Regions from separate parts of the Mus musculus genome. Here regions 1 and 2 are each linked to region 3. Evidence: chromatin loops called from intact Hi-C (ENCODE). Cell type or tissue: left cerebral cortex. All regions are shown on one strand. Each heading gives the region's core, and the rest is flanking DNA. Links, peaks and the distances in the headings are about the cores only.

Region 1 (5,360 bases), core at 74-5,073, 100 kb after region 3:
CAATAGAAGCTCTTGCTTGAGGACTCAATTCTTGACCACCAGAGACAATGGGTAGTTAATAACATGTTCTTATGATAGTTTAGATAAGGGAAGTCCAGAAATGGACCCTTGGCAACACTGGCAAGCCACTCCAGAAGGGTGGCCTTCTGGTGATGATTTCTCATGTCCCTTGGCTTCTGTTCTCTAAGCCTGATTCTTCAACCTCCCCTCTGATCTATGAGCAGCTAATTTTCTACTTAAAAGAAAGGTTTTTGGTTTTCTGTTAATTCTGTTACTTCAAACTCCTGGTGAATAGGTTCACCAATCCTCTCTCCCTTGCTCGAGGGCATCCTTTCTACCTGTGACATCACTCTTTATTTTTCCACTCCATCTCCCACCCTGTCTTTGTTTCCACATTGTGACTTTGGGGTGGTGACAGAGCACGTGGGAGGGGGTGAGGAATCACACATTCTTCATACTGGAACAAAGTCAGAAATTCAGGGACTGTGACTGCAAGCCCAGTCCTTCCAGGAACTCTTGGCTTCTTATCGATTCCCCTCAAATAGTTCCTGCAGCTCCAAGACATTTCTTCTTGAATCCTCTCCACCATCTCTTGCCTGCCTCATTCTCTGCCCAGGAACTTTCAGAAAACAACTTAATCCTCTGCCCATGGTGGGACTACAGACCATGAGACAGAAAATCTCCCGAATAAGCAATCATTGCCTGTGACTGTGCCCACACTCAGTGCTTCTTCATCAGCTTAAGAGTCACCAGGGCTGGAAATGTAGCATGGAGGAGTTAGTGCCTAGAACTCCTCAGACATTAGGTTGAAGCCCCAACATAAACACATGTACACACACACTTCTGACACTGAAACAATTCTCAGTATTTTCCCTGACCAAATAAACTTATTGTGCCTAAAGATGATGTTCACACACACACACACACACACACACACACATATATGTGTATATGTATGTGTGTGTATATATATATATGTATATGTATATATGTATATACATACATATACACATATATACATATATACATCACGTGTGTTTTGAATGGGATACATTTTTTCTTTATGCTTACATACAATATAAACAAGGCAGATATATTTATACAACTAATATTGTTTCTTTTTAGTTTATTCCTTTAGAGTATCTTTCCAACAGAATGACTAGATTAAAGCATATGAAGAGGGCTGGAGAAATGGCTCAGAAGTTAACAGTACTTGAAGTGTCTGAGTTCAGTTTCCAACTCCCAGGTCAGGTGGCACAAAACTCCCTATAACTCCAGCTCTAGGGGATCCAATACCTCTGTCCTCTGATGGTACCTGCATGGATGTGCACATACCCACACAATGGCATATATGCACATACACATATTTTAAAACAAAGATTTTTAAAAGAATGTACAGATTTTAAAAGACTTATTTATGAATTGTGTACGTGAGTGTTTTGCGTTGCATGTATGTGCATGCACCGTGTCCATACAGTGTCTAGACAGGCCAATAGACAGTGTTGGACTCCTGGAACTAGAGTTACAGAAGGCTTTGTTATCTGCCATGTAGGTAACAACGGAAACGGAATCCCAGTACCCTGCAAGAGCAACAAGTGCCCTTAACCACTGAGCCACCTCTCCAGAAGTGAGATGTGGAGAATCTTAGAAGCACCTGAAACACACTGTAAAGTGAACATGTATATCTTAGCATTAGGAGGCTGGGGCAGGAAGATTCTGAGTTGAGGCCAGCCTGGGCTATACAGTGAGAAAGGGGAGGGGAAGGGGAAGGGGAAGGGGAAGGGGAAGAGGAAGGGGAAGGGGAAAGAAGGGGGAGGGGAAGAAAGGAAGGGGAAGAAGGGAAGGGGAAGAAGGAGAAGGGGAAGAAGGGGAAGAAGGGAAGGGAAGGGAAGGGAAGGGAAGGGAAGGGAAGGGAAGGGAAGGGAAGGGAAGGGAAGGGAAGGGAAGGGAAGGGAAGGGAAGGGAAGGGAAGGGAAGGGAAGGGAAAGGAAGGGAAGGGGAGAGGGATACATCTCTTCTTCAGTGATTTACTAACATCATATCTTGTTTTTTCATGCCGAACATGCATCTCCAACTACCCTGGAAATCACTCTTTCTATTCACATTTAACACTCCCCCCCCTCATGAATTTCCTTTCTACAATGTTCTTCATGCCTTGCTCCATATCACCTTGAATTAGCTACGGAGTGTTTTCTGCCTGTTGGTTTCTACATCTGTGTGTGGTTAGACTCCGTAGCAAATGAGTCAGGTGTTGTCAAGTGTTCCCACCATTCAGCCATTTCTTCCCCTGTTGGTTTGAATATACTATATGTGTTCATACATTCATCTTACTGAGTGTATATGGATTGCACCTCTCTGTGCTCACAGCCTGTGCTGCTCAAATTTTCAAATACTTCTCTCCACAGCTGTACTCAATTTGTTAGGATGTTTTTCATGAGAGATTTTATTTCAGCATACTGCAATTCAATAAAACTGAACTCTCTGGCCCATTTGAAGTGACTTTAGCACGTCTATGAAGTGTGAATCCAAATGACTTTTCTCCTACTCTTATCTGCTCATTTGGAAATGTTTATTTTACTGTCATTTATGCATGCCCCCACCAGTTTGCAACTCCTGACAATCATTTCTCGGTTCAGTATTTTGAGTGCATACTAGGGGACTGGGAACTATATCTATGTGCCTTGTAGGGTGATCTGCCTTGTAGAAGGCTGATGCAGATAATTCTGACTGAAAGACTTTCCTTTGAGGGGCCAATATTTATTTTTCTTTAGCTCTCGAGCACGTGGACGGTAAAAGCTTTGTTCAGTTTCTCCCTCCTGCTGCAAATGAGGGAAACTGAGGATACCAAGAGATCTTCTGCTGAGAATGTAGGGAAACATGGAGAATTAAAGCATCAATGAGAAGTTAATAATAAAATATGTAGTTAATATTAAAAGCATACCACTAGAGTACATTATTCCCAATGAAAATATATTCCTCATAATGATGGCCATGACTATGAGTTGAAGCCCTGGGCATGTCTTCTAAGCTCCTGACTCTTGGTCACTGTTCCCATTAATTCCGCTGGTAATTTGCCACGATCTGCCACCAGGTGGCAAAAGCCAGATCTCACCTCCACCCTTCTCCATGCTTTTCCTGTACAACAGTGCCTCCCAGCTAGCCAACTAGAAAAGGCATGCTAAAGCCCCACTAAGGACCTCACCAGTAAGATGATCCCCATCCTATAGTAAGTCTGGAACTGTTTGGCAGATCTGACTCATTGCTGCTGCAAGTGTGATTTAAGACAAATCAGGGGGCTGTTTAAAACCCAGTTTACCCAGCTGTGAAAAGAGTAGACACAGACCGGGAAAGCTCAGCATAGAGATTGACCTCAAAATCACTTCCGGTTTTAGCTGGATTACATTTCCTGCTGTTCATGTTTTGTTCTTCAATGAATAATGAAGAGTACAAAATTAAAACTTAAAACATAATGACATCATTCTCTTCTTTCCTTCCTCCAAACCAAACCACCTCATCCATCTTGCTTGCTCTTGTTCTCTCTCTCTCTCTCTCTCTCTCTCTCTCAAAATCATGTCCTTTTTTCTTTGTGTATATATATATATTCATACATACATTCCTAAATATATAAATTCAACCTGCTTAACCCATAAAATGCTAATAGTATGTATGTGACTTCAGTGTTGATCACTTGGTACTGGATAACCAATTTGGGGGCTCTTCCCTGGAGAAGTGTGTGTGTGTGTTTGAGTCAGGGACAGCCTGTGAGAGTCAGTTTTCTCCTTCTACCTTAGTTTCTGGGAGTCAAACTCAGACTATCTAGCTCGGTGGCAAGTGTGTTTGTAAGTGAGTCATCTTGCTGGCAGACAAACCCATTTTTGAGCCAACTAAAATCTGTTTCTCCACTCAGAACCGGTAAAATTTCAAGTCATCATTAAAAGAAAAGGAAATAATAAAATAGCTGGAATCTTTTACAAAGATTTCAAACTAACATGAGATACAAAAATAGATTTTTAGTTGGTAGAATTTATGGCAGTAGCTTTTCATTTGTACATTGAAGAGGGTTTTATTCTTATTCATAAAGCACACAATTGTGGTTTGCAATGAATCACTTTGAAAGAAAATAACCCCTGGGTAGTGAGCTAACTTAGCAGTTAGGGGCACATGATGCTCTCTGAGGGGATCCAAGTTCAGTTCCCAGCACCCACATCAGGAATCTGATAACCATCTGTGACTCCTCCAACTCCAGGAGAACTACTGCCTTCTTCTGGCCTTCATAGACATTTGAATACATGTAAAATAAATGCTTATAGACATAGAAACATACACATAAAAATTTAACTTTTAAAAAAAGAAAGAAAATTATGCCTTTTAATATATATACATATATATATATGATGTGAGTGTATGTGTGTAAACACACTATGTAGCTGAAGCTAGCCTCTAATTCACAATAATTATCTTGCCTCAGTCTCTTGAGTTCTGGGATTATGAAGATAAACATGAAATGTTTTATGTATCCCTAAAAGGTATCTTTTTAATATGAAGAAATTTCCTATGTAAATTTATTTTTCTATCCCATTTTCATTTCTACTTGGGGATACGCTATATAAGAGTAAACTGTAACCTAATATAATATCATCTATTATATCAACATTTCTATTGTCAAGATAATTCCTTATCAGCTAGAGTTCAATTTCTGAAGCTGCCATCCATGGACCAGGGATCTGGTTCTATGGTTAATGGCATCTTCTGACAAGGCTGATGCTATGACCCCCACTTGAGTGCTCTGAAAGATGTGCACATGTGCACACATATACACATACACATGGATGCACACAGGCACAAGTGCATGCACTCCAAATATACAAAAACCATGTATGTTTTAATTGCTACCCATGTGTAAAAAAATTACATTTTAAAAAATGCTTTGGGAAGAACAATGACAATACAAACAATAAAAAGATGTGTAAAATATGAAAATTGTCACTAAAATGCACTTGGCTACATAAGTATGAAAAATACCATATTTTCTCTCTAGTTCCAAATGTATATTTATGTCAACCTTAAATTTGAGGAGAGCTCTCAACAGAACATCTGGGTAATTAGACCATAAAGTCTCTGCAAACAGATGTGCTGGCTTGAAGGCTTGCTATAGTCCCTGATGACTAGGAGGCAAAACATCGCTCCTTAGAAATAAGGGATTCGAAAGTGAAAAGATGCTTTTTCCCCCTGAAAACTATGCATATTATGTTTTACTCCCACAATACATTACATTACATATAAAGAGCAAAAGGTTAACACGTCACTTAAGATCCTGTGGAATCTTGAGCTTCCAAAGAATATAATAAAGACAGTTTAAT
Region 2 (5,360 bases), core at 74-5,073, 120 kb after region 3:
AGAAAACCAATAAAAGGTGGAGAGAGAGGGCCTGGAACTGAGGATGTGGCTCAGTGCTTGGCTAGCACAAGCAAGGCCCTGATTGATTCCTGTGGTGGGGAAGAAGGGCAGAACAGACACAAAACTCCTCCTTCCCAAATATAACCAGTCCCCTAATGTCCATAGATTAACTCTCCTGTAGTTTGTATGTTAACAATTTTTTAAATTGAAATATGAACCAGTGAGATGGCTTGGCAAGTAACGGCTGTAAAAGTATCTTTTATTTGCCTGGTGTAATTGTCATCTCTGAGACTTACTGCCTCCTGTCTGTCTGCTAACCTAGGCCCAGTTCTGGAAGCTTCTAGCCTCTGTACAGTCTTATCTAGGCCTAGAATGTTTTCAGCCTCTGAGACTTGCTGCTGAATAAGATCTCTCCTCCTCACTCTGTCTGAACTCTAGCTGGCTGGTTGGACTCAGCTGTTCTGGCTTAAACTCCTCTTCAAGTTGACTGATTCAATCTGGCATCTCTCTCAGCCTCTGACTTTTTGCTTGGCTTGGCCTCATACTAACTGACACTCTGTTGTCATGTGGCTCTTTCTCGTTGACTAACTCCGTCTTTGCCTGTGTGTAGTTTGTTCTCCCTCTCTCTACAACCTGTCTCTATAACTGTCCTAGTAAGCCTGCCCTCTCCCTTCTCTCTCTGCACTGTTCTCTCCTAAGTAGCCTCTCTTTCCTCTCTTCTGTTCTGTCAAGTCTTTCTCTGATTCATCACTTTGTCTGCCACTCAACTAGACATCACTTTCAAACATGGGTGCTTCCTTCTACAAACTAACCTTACCTTCACTGTTTGGGATTAAAGGTGAGCACTAGGGTTGTGTCTGTATCCCAGCCAGAGGGGTTAAAGGTGTAAAGGTGTGTGCTAAAACTGAGTCACACCACAACTAGAAACAGGTTTCTCCAGTAAACAACTTAAGCTCAGAGTTCAGAGTATGATTAAATATCCTGCAACAAAAGGCACTTGCCACCAAGCTTGACAACCTGAATTCGATCCCTAGGACCTCTATGGTGGAAGAAGAGAAATGACTTCCTAAAGTTATCCTTGTATTTCCATATGTATGGCACAGCACACACACACACACACACACACACACACACACACACACACCGTAGATAAATGTAGTTTTTTAAAATTTCAAAATTGAGACATAACTTATAGCTGGTAACCATGGTTCTAAGTTTTGACGAGCACCTGGATCCAGGAAATCACAAACCCAGAGTCGCTTCCCTTAACCCCCAGTGACCTTTGCAGTGAATCCCCATATCCAGTTCTGGAAAATACTGATTTGTTTTCTTTCTTTGTGCTTTTCTTAGTCAGTGTCTGTCAGACCCAATGTCTGTCAGAGGTCTGAATTCTTTCACTCTATGGGATGGTTGTGAGCTACATCCATGAAGTTGTATACAGTTCTTCATTCTCACTGGGCTGTGTAACTCATGGCTTATCGATCATCATTTATGTATATGATTTAGAATGAATATACCACTACATATTTATCCATTCTATTGTTGGCAATCTGGATGTGTATGGTTGGAGCTTTTTGCGACTAAATCTGCTAGAAACCTTTTAAAAAGTTGTGTGTGTGTATGTGTGTGTGTGTGTGTGTATGTTTGTATTTTGCCTGCATACATGTCTATGCACCATGGATATATATGACAATGGAGGTCTGAAAAGGATGCAGGATCCCCTGGAACTGGAGTTTCAGACCATCCTGAGCAGCCATGCTAGTGCTGATAATCAAACTTAGGTGCTCTGGAAGAACAACCCGTGCTCTTAACTGCTTTGGATTTTTTTTGTTTAATTGTTTTTTCTTTCGTTTTAGGGTTGTTTGTTTGTTTGTTTGCTTGTTGAGACGAGATCTCACACTGGAACCCACGGTGAACTGGAACTCACTTTGTAGGCCAGGCCCTGAACTCACAACAGTCCCAACAGTCGGGACTGCAGGAGCGAGGAAGGCATCATGTGCGGCTCAGAACCATTCTTGCTTGTGCTTCCCCGTGCCCAGCCAGGTGTGCACATACATCACCCAGCTGACCTGGAATTCTCGTTTGTGTGTGGCGACCTCAGGCGGATGAGTCGACATTCTTTTTACATTTTCTAGTGTGAAAATCCAGTTGACCCGGTGCCTTGAAATTACAACTCGTCCTTCCGGTTGCTCTTCTGACATAAACTGTCTTTGCAAGTGTTATCTCATTTCTGGCTCGTTGGTCTATTTGATTTATTTCCCACTTGGCTCTTCTTTTTCAAGATTTGTTTCCCCCTCTGCTATTCTCTAATTTAATTTACATTTTGAGATAGGATCTCCCTATGTACCCCTAGTTAGTCTAGAGTTCACTATGTAGATCAGATTGGCCTCTAACTCACAGAGACCTGCCTGCCTCTGCCATGTGGCTACTGGCCTGCGCCAATGTGCTCTGCTTCCCAGCGCAGTCAGACTAGCATCTCAGGTGTGATGGGCACCAAATGCATACTTGATGTTTGCTGGAGGACCCTGGGTATGTAGGGCCTAGGAGACTAGAGTAAGGCGAGCCTCCAGCTCTCCTAACAACAAAGCACTCCCCAATTGCCTGGCCCTCCGGGAAGCACACCCACTAATGGCGAGTCTGGAACCGGGCGGGGCTGCTGCACGTCCTCTTCCCTCCGGCTCTCTGACTACGCCTCTTTCCCCGCCCTCTCCCCGCCCCTCCAGAAGGGTGACCCGGCCTCCTCCGCCCGGTTGTGACTGCTGCGGGATGGCGGCGGCGACACCGACAGAGACACCGGCTCCGGAAGGCAGTGGCTTGGGTATGGACGCGCGACTGGACCAGGAGACCGCGCAGTGGCTGCGTTGGGACCAGGTAAGGGCCGATCTCCGGCTCTTCGGTTCTCGGGCGCCGTGGCTTGTCCGGCAGGGAGCCGGGCCCAGCTTCCTTCTTTCCTTCCCTGCCTCGCCACACGGTGCCTGCTCGGCATAAGCTGTTGCGGGACTGGAGACAGCTGTGTGGCTCGCCCGGCTGCTAGACCCGGTAGAGGAGCGAGCTGGGGGGCGGGGAGTGGGGTGGAGAGTGAATGTAGCGGGCCTGGGACCCGGGGTAGTCCACGCACGAGAAGGTTTTTGAGGTTCTGTGATGGGCTGAGCATCTTCATCCATTCAGAATCCGCTCTGTCCCGCCTTTCCCGGGACCTGGACTTCTCCACAGTCCAGACCACCTTTTCTGATTTCATGGATACTACCGGGTCCCTGATGGGCCAGGCTGACAGGGAGTTTTCCAGAGAACATACACTCCACTGGGAAGGTGACAGGGAACGCTTTGGCCCCAGCTGCGCCTTTCCCCTGTAATGTCTTAGTCAGTCGGCCAGCTCCGGACATCACTTCCTTTGCCCTCTACAAGTTCTCTCTGACCTGTGCTTTCGCGTGTCCTGTTGCTTTCCCGCAATGTTCCTCTTGCCGGTGTTCTGCTGACTTTATTTCTCTTGTCGTTTTTCCTGTGTGAACTTAGCGGATCTTTCCTGTCTCCCAAGTGCAACTCAAACTCTCTCTCTAGACAGCCCAGGCCTTTGGTTCCCTGCTCTTCCTGGAATTGAAAGACAATCCCTTACAGGCTTGTTTGTTTAAAATTTGTCGGTATCCAGGGCTGACTTCAGGAGGTGAGACCCACGCAGATCCACTGAACCTGTACTCAGGGAAGGGCCCAAGCCGTATTTTAAAGCACTACTTTGAGATTCTCTATTGTTAAACACGGAGTCTTTCGTTCTAATTGTGCACTGGCCCCCCCTGAAAATTATGTAGCTGGTGCTGTGTGTCTCTGCTGCTTTCCGTGGTCTATAGTACCGTAGTACCGTAGTGCCGTACTGCATGTCTATAGTTGGTCCCTGAAACATTTGGTGACTGGATAGAGGCTGGAAGGCTCAGCAGAGGCCTTTGCTCGCTCACACCTAGAAAATGAATAGTCAGGCCATCCTGGAAACAGGATGGCAGTGCTAGCGCCTCATGGGAGGTTTTGTTTTGCTTTGTTGTGGATTTTTTTTTTCCTGGAAACATAAAGCATTCCAGGATGTTTAAGGGGAGGAAACTGTTTCCATTTCTGATCACTTAATAACTTGCATTGTGTAGCTGTCCTAACACCTCAGCTAAGAAGTCTTGTGTGTGTTATTGGGCTCTTGTACCACTTGACTAAGTGTCTGACAGAGACTGAAGGGGCGGGAAAGAACTGCTCTGCTCACACTCTGAGATGCTCTTATCCTTCATGGTAGAAAGGAGTAGCAGAGCTGTTGGCTAAGGAGCAGAGAAAGGGGGAATACAGGAAGAGGCCATTGAGGAAATATACCATCCTGTGACAAGTCCCAGTATCCTCGATTCTCCAACTTGCTCCCAGTTCCCACCATTTGTCACCTCCTCATAATCCCGGCATATTATGGATCCATCAAAGGAGGGACCCTTTGATCCCATCAGAGCCTGGGATCTATTGGTCTTCAGAAGGTACTTCACAGATGGGCTCAGAAGTGAGCAGAAAATGTAATTACTGTAGAACATGGAATCTGTCTTGGATGTCCACGGTACCTCCGTGGAAACTTGTCCTTTTCTCCTCTGGAGATGCTTCAATGTTCTTTTCCCAATCCGAGGTGTGTCTTTGTGGTGTATGGCTGTGTCTGTGTTCATGTGCTTGTGTGTAGCTGTGTGGGCACCTGTGGTGCATGTTTGTGCAGAGAGGCCAGAGGCTGAAAGTACCTTCCTCATTCATTCTGCTTTAGCTAGGGTAGAGTTAGTTGTTGCTGTGAAGAGACACCATAACCAAGGCAACTCTTATAAAGGACATTTAATTGGGGCTGGCTTACAGTTTCAGAGGTTCAGTCCATTATCATCATAATAGGAAGCATGGCCGCATGTAGGCAGGCACTGTGCTAGTGAAGGAGCTAAGAGTTCTACATCTTGTTCTGCAGGCAAACAGAAGCTGTCTTCCAGGCATCTAGGAGGAAGATCCCCCAAAGCCCACCCCCACAGTGATACACTTCCTCCAACGAGGCCTCCTAATAGTGCCACTCCTTGGCCCAAGCATACTCTCATTGAACGAGGAGCCGATTGGCTAAATTCTAAATTGTCTGAACCACCCACTCTATGCATACATAGTCTGTCTACCTCCAGCATTAGATTTACAGATGAGCTCTGCTTGGCCGGGCTGGCTAGTGCATGCCGGGGACTTGAGCTTGGGTCTTAAAGCTTGCATAGCCAGCAGTTAACTGATGGAGCTGACTTTAGCCCCTCTCAGTTCCTTTAACTGGAGATGGGTGCCTCTCTGGGAAGGACCTATTCATTCTTCAGGGGACCTCCCACCAGCTAAAAGGTTGC
Region 3 (5,360 bases), core at 266-5,265:
CCAAAAGAGAACCCAGAGTTTAATCAAACATATCTTCAACATCTAAATGAGGAATCTGAGGCTGGCTGGATGCCCACAGAGCCCAGGGACTGTGCATCCCTCACAGCTCCAACCCTGGAACTGTTTTCCCATCTCTCTACTCAAGGGCTGTGCCCAGTGACAGGAGAGGTAAGAAACGGAGACCAAGGAGGACAAGTCACCAGAGAACTCAAGGACATAAATAAGGCAGGACCTGGAAAAGCAGCTCTGTTACTTGCAAAGTAGCTTCTAATGCCACTGTCTAGATGGCTTACAGTAAAGGAAGTGAAGCCCTGGCAGTGGTGGCGCATGCCTTTAGTCCCAGCACTTGGGAGACAGAGCCAGGCGGATTTCTGAGTTCGAGGCCAATCTGGTCTACAGAGTGAGTTCCAGGACTGCCAGGGATACACAGAGAAAACCTGTCTCAAAGAAAAAAAAAAAAAAAAAGGAAGTGATAGAGACTGCCACCCACCCTCTGAGAAGCTCTCTGTCGGTTCTCCACTGTATGGCTCAGATGACTACATACTCCTGATGTGATGTTTGGGCATCTTAGAACTAACTACCTTACAATTTAAGTCAGGTTGCTGAGGCTGACCTATCCTCTATTTTCTCTGGGAAGCATGGGGGACAGTAGAAAGATGATGAATTTAAAACCAAACAGGCTGTATTTATCCCCCCACCCCCCACCCCCCTCTCCCTTCCCCCTACCTCCCACCCCACCCAACCAATGCTTACTGATACAGTGCCTATGTAATGACAGGCCTCAGTTGATCTACAGAGAATAAACACATCTTGGGTCATGAGGAATAAGTTTTAAAATACACATGAAGCACCCAGCTAAAGCACACGGCAGGCTGTCTCTATCAGATGCCATCTCCTTCTTCCTACTTCTGGACTTGGAGTCCAAAGAGATCAGCTGCCAGATGTTCCAGGCTCATCTCTTGATACAGGCCCTAAGCCAGCCAACAAACTGGAAGTTCTATCCTCTCCACCTTAGGTACTTCATTCTTTTTAAGCACTAACTTTCACTCATAAAAGGTTACTAATAGCACCACTCCGTAGAACTTTCTTCAGTCACATTGCAGGCCTGACACCCGGATGTTGTTCAGAAACCCAGCAAAACAAAAACCCACTCTAGGAATGGATTTCTCCTGATGATGGCTGGTTACATGCCTCACTTACTAAACTGTAACAATCTTGCTCCCAGGTTCATCTTTTCTGTTATTGTTCCAAACTCTGCAACAAGTGATACCACTTACTACCTGCAGTCTCCAATCTACGTTGAAACTATGTTGTAGTTACAAGTCTCGGGAAAGAAGCCCAGGATGCACGGGAAAATCTCCCATCCAATAGAACGAGTCACCAGCTTCCCTTTCCCCTGGGTAGATGGCTGAAGGAAATGCGGATCTGCTAATAAATACCCAGGAGACACATCGTCTATCTATCCTGTTCCCTTGCTAGCTCGTTCTGATGCCCATGAAAAAGTAAAGGACAAATGAGAAGCAGGCTCCAAAGCTCCGAGTGACTAGAACATTCTCCAAAAAGAAGAGCAGCACGTATATTTTATAGAGAAGACAGTCACCGTTGGAAGCCTTCCAGCTGCTTATTATTTGGGCCTGAAGAGGAGCCACCCCTGAAGGCAAGCTTGGCAGAGCCTGCTGACGTAAGAATCAGCCTGTGGTAACCCCAAACGGCCAGGAAGGCTTAACTTTTTTTTTTTAAGTACTGCAGCGAGGTGGCAATTAAGAGGGGGAAACAATTATTAAGAATCCCTGGTGTGTGCCTTATAAAAACAGGAGCACAAGGCAAAGGCGTCCTTAAGTAAAAGGTAGACCTCTTAGATTTCAGTTAGAAACTCCCGCTGATGGCTTGTAGTTGAAGACAGCACTCAGCGTCTCGGCTTGGTGGCTTCCACCCCGACCACAGAGGTTCCTTTTGTGATGACAGGATTTGATACAAAGAAAAAGCAGTATACATTATAGATGTCTTTCCTCTTTCCCGGCCTAATTTATCCAGCATGTATGGGAAGGAGTGAGAAATTCCCGACTTACTAAAAGAATCCATAACCACCTGCAAAGACTGGCACTTTCAAGGCTTTAACATAATGAAAAGGAAAGAAGAAAATAAAGCGAGGAAGGAGGCTGGAAAGCAGAACCCTATCCCGGGTGTCAAGATATTCGCCTGGTGAGGCCTCTGAGGACCAGGACAGTAGAAAGGGGTCCACGGCTAGGGAGAAGGCATCCCAGGAAAGCGACATCCTGAAGAATCCGAGTTGGGGTCCCGCCGTTTTTTAGAAGCGGCGGGGAGGGAAGGCGGGACCCCGGCAGGCGGGTGGGGAAGGACTGGAGCCGCGCTGCGCGCCGCACCCTGCCCGGGCCACCCCGGGACACCCAGATGTTCAGAGCCAGATCCGGTAGCACAGCAGGGCGCGCGCAACTCAGGGCGCGGCGGGGTTGTGGGCTCGACCGACTCGTCGAGCCCCTGGCTCCCTTCCGTGCGCAGACCCAACTCACCAGGCGTCCCGACCAGGACCAAAGCACTCACCGGCGGCCACCAGCGGCGAACTCACAGCGCCTCCCACGAACACTGAAGCAGCAAGCACAGCGGACCCCGGGAGTCCCCACAGAGCCATCGCCGCGTCCCTCTGCCCTCCTCGCCCCGGCCGCGGCGTCCCGGGTCGGGGTAGACGGTGCAGCTCGAGGGCTGCCGGGTGGATTGAATGCAGGAGCTCGGCCCCCGCGAGCCCCTACCCGCTCAGCCTGGACCCGCCAGGACCCCGCCCACCGCACGGAAGCCCCGCCCCTGATCGCCGCGCCCCGGTCCCTTGAAGCCTGGACCCGCCTCCGCACGCATGACCCCGCCCCCGAGTCCAGGCCGCGCCTCTCCTGTCACTCCCGCTTCCCCTCTAAACCCTTGGGTCGCGTCAGCCGCGCGCCCAAGCCGTGGCCCCACCCCGAGCCCCGCCCACTGCTGACCCTCTCCGCCTCCTCTGCTGGGCGGGCTAACCCTGCCCAGCCAAGTGGCGGGTCTGCGCGGGAGCCTCAGGCTGGGGCGGGTTACTCCCTTCTCCTGGGTCCTGGGACTAGTCAGATGCGGGAAGAGGAAGGCAGAGGTTAGGCCAGGAAGCCCAGGATGGAGAGCAGACAGGACCAGCAGTTTCAGAATGGCGCGATGTTTTTTTTTTTTTTCTCAATCGGAGTCTTTACCCAGTTAATTAACCTTCGTTAGTGGTCTAGGAAGGAATGCTACGTTCAAAGTCATGGTTGATCGTTTAAACATTAAGGAGAATAAATTAAAAAAAAAAAACTTTTTTAATTGTCCCCATCCCATTCTGTCTAAGCTACTTCTATTGAGGAACACGTCCCCACACACTGGTTGTTTGCTTGCGTTGGACTGGGTTTTGTTTTAATCATCTTGCAAACACTCCCCTGGAACAATTCTTCAACTTTCCAGTCACTTCTGTCTTCATATCCTCACATCAGCTCGGTAAGGTGAGTATTATCCCCATGTCACCGGCCAGGAAGTGAGCTCATGAAGTCTGCATGACCTGGGCCACCATGATCCATGTATCTCCAGTGTTTGCTTGCAGGTTTAATCTCAGCTCCTGGCTCAAGGACAGCATGCACTAAGAGGGCAGAAGTAGTTGTTAAAGGGGAATGTACCTTTTTCTGACTAGCTTCCTTTTAACTAACCAATAGCCTCGTTTTAACTAATCCGTGGAGACTCCACACAAGGTCCTTAAAGCCCAGTCCTGACAGATGTGAGCTGAATGGAGGGTGGGTCTTCAGCCCCTTCTGTAAACTGACTGGTGGCCTCTAATGCTCAAGGGGGAGTTATTTCTCCTCTCTAACACCCTCCACCCTTCTGTTACAAATAGCAATGATGTGAGAATTACCAGGGAGAGAAGCTGAAGGTTGGAGGCCCTGCCCTTTGAGTCAAAGACAGGAACTATGGATCCTATGCACAATTTGTGGCACATCCTGTAGTCTGACAAATGTATCAAAGGGAAAGGTCTGAGAAAGAATGCAGAGGAAAGACATTGTGCTGGCCAGTTTTTTTTTTGTTTTGTTTTGTTTTGTTTGTCAACTCAACACAAACTAGAGATTTGTCTGAGAACCTCAATTGGAAAAAAATATCTCCATAAGATCAGGTTGTAGGCAAGTCTGTAGGGCATTTTTCTTAATGAGTGATTGATGGGGGAGGGCCCAGCCGATTGTGGTTTCTGTAAGAAAGCAGACTGTCCAAGCCACGAGGAACAAAGCCAATAAGCAGCACCCTTCCACGGTCTGGGGGCCAACTCCTGCCTCCAGGCTCCTACCCTGCTTGAGTTCCCGGTTTGTTTCCTCTGATAATTAAACAGCAACGTGGAAGTGTAAGCCAAACAAGCCCTTTCCTCCCTGTGGTGGTTTGAATAGGACTGGCTCCCATAGACTCCTGTGTTTGAATGCTTGTCCCCAGAGAGTGACACTATTAGGAGGTGTGGCCTTGATGGAGGAAGTAAGTCCCTGGGGATTGGGCTTTGATATCTCAGAAGCTCAAGCCAGGCATACTGGTTTAAGGCTGCCTGAGGATCTGAACGCTCAGCTGCCTCTCCACGGGTGTTTGCATGCCACCATGCTTCCAGCCATGATGACAATGAACTAAAACTCTGAACGGTAGCCAGCCCCAATAAATTGTTGTCCTTTATAAGAGTTGCTATGGTCATGGTGTCTCTCCACAACAATAGAACAGTGACTAAGACACTCTCACAAGTTGTTTTGGTCACAGTGTTTCATCACAGCAATAGTAAACCCTACAAAGTAAGCAATAGAACAAACATTCATGTGGTTATCTAACTATTAGAGGAGAGAATCCTGGGCTTAGAAACTGAAGGACAAATTATCAACAGTCACCAAACCAGCTGCATCACTCATTGGAAATACTGAGCTAAGTGCCGGAAAGGGGTCTGGGGTCCCAGGGAAATGCACACAATCCAAAGCATTTTGGCAACACCAAAAGTTTTGCCTCAGCAGAAGGGTATGAAGCCAGGCCAGATCAAGCTGGCAAGCACACCCAGTGGCTGCCCTGCAGGGTTTTTATTCCTAAACAAAAGGGGTCCTGCGCCTCACTCTGAATGGTCAGAGGTCAACCTCACACCATTAAGCAATTGACTAGTTTAAAGTGACAAAGCTTGTAAGCAGGGTGCAGTTTTCAGCAGGGAGGCCACCCTGAGCACATTTTTGATTTCAAGAAGTGCTGACCCTGGAGGAACTTGAATTTCTGCTAAGGAACTTCTTTATGATTTTTTTAAACAGAGATTTGTCTTATTTAAGCCTTGGAGTGAGAGGAGGACGACTTTGTTT

What was found. A loop is a pair of places that touch in the nucleus more often than their neighbours do. Peaks named below come from ENCODE experiments on the same cell type or tissue, not always from the same donor. Only the 100,000 strongest peaks of a DNase experiment are listed, where the experiment ranks them.
Region 1: it touches region 3 in a loop (2.5-fold over the local background); 8 of 42 quality-filtered maps call a loop at or near these places.
Region 2: a loop joins it to region 3, with 4 times the contacts of the local background. A loop is called at or near these places in 6 of 42 quality-filtered maps.

The regions. Positions count from the first base shown.
Region 1 is chr5:64,067,116-64,072,475 of GRCm38, forward strand. No RefSeq gene overlaps it. Among named protein-coding and RNA genes, the nearest start is that of Pgm2, 23 kb to the right of the region's middle. In left cerebral cortex, for the core only: a CTCF peak has its summit at 3,124 (motif pointing right); DNase peaks (open chromatin) are centred at 529, 3,178 and 3,844; H3K27ac peaks cover 355 bases.
Region 2 is chr5:64,090,218-64,095,577 of GRCm38, forward strand. It overlaps Pgm2 (phosphoglucomutase 2), which reads left to right and starts at 2,722. Exons shown (of 14, transcript NM_025700.3): 1 at 2,722-2,871. The coding sequence starts at 2,767. In left cerebral cortex, for the core only: no CTCF peak of the experiment used is centred there; a DNase peak (open chromatin) is centred at 2,690; H3K4me3 peaks cover 2,324 bases; H3K27ac peaks cover 1,080 bases.
Region 3 is chr5:63,966,084-63,971,443 of GRCm38, forward strand. Rell1 (RELT-like 1) reads right to left here and starts at 2,814. Exons shown (of 7, transcript NM_145923.4): 1 at 2,563-2,814. The coding sequence starts at 2,650. In left cerebral cortex, for the core only: a CTCF peak has its summit at 2,595; DNase peaks (open chromatin) are centred at 280, 1,666, 1,925 and 2,864; H3K4me3 peaks cover 2,471 bases; H3K27ac peaks cover 1,484 bases.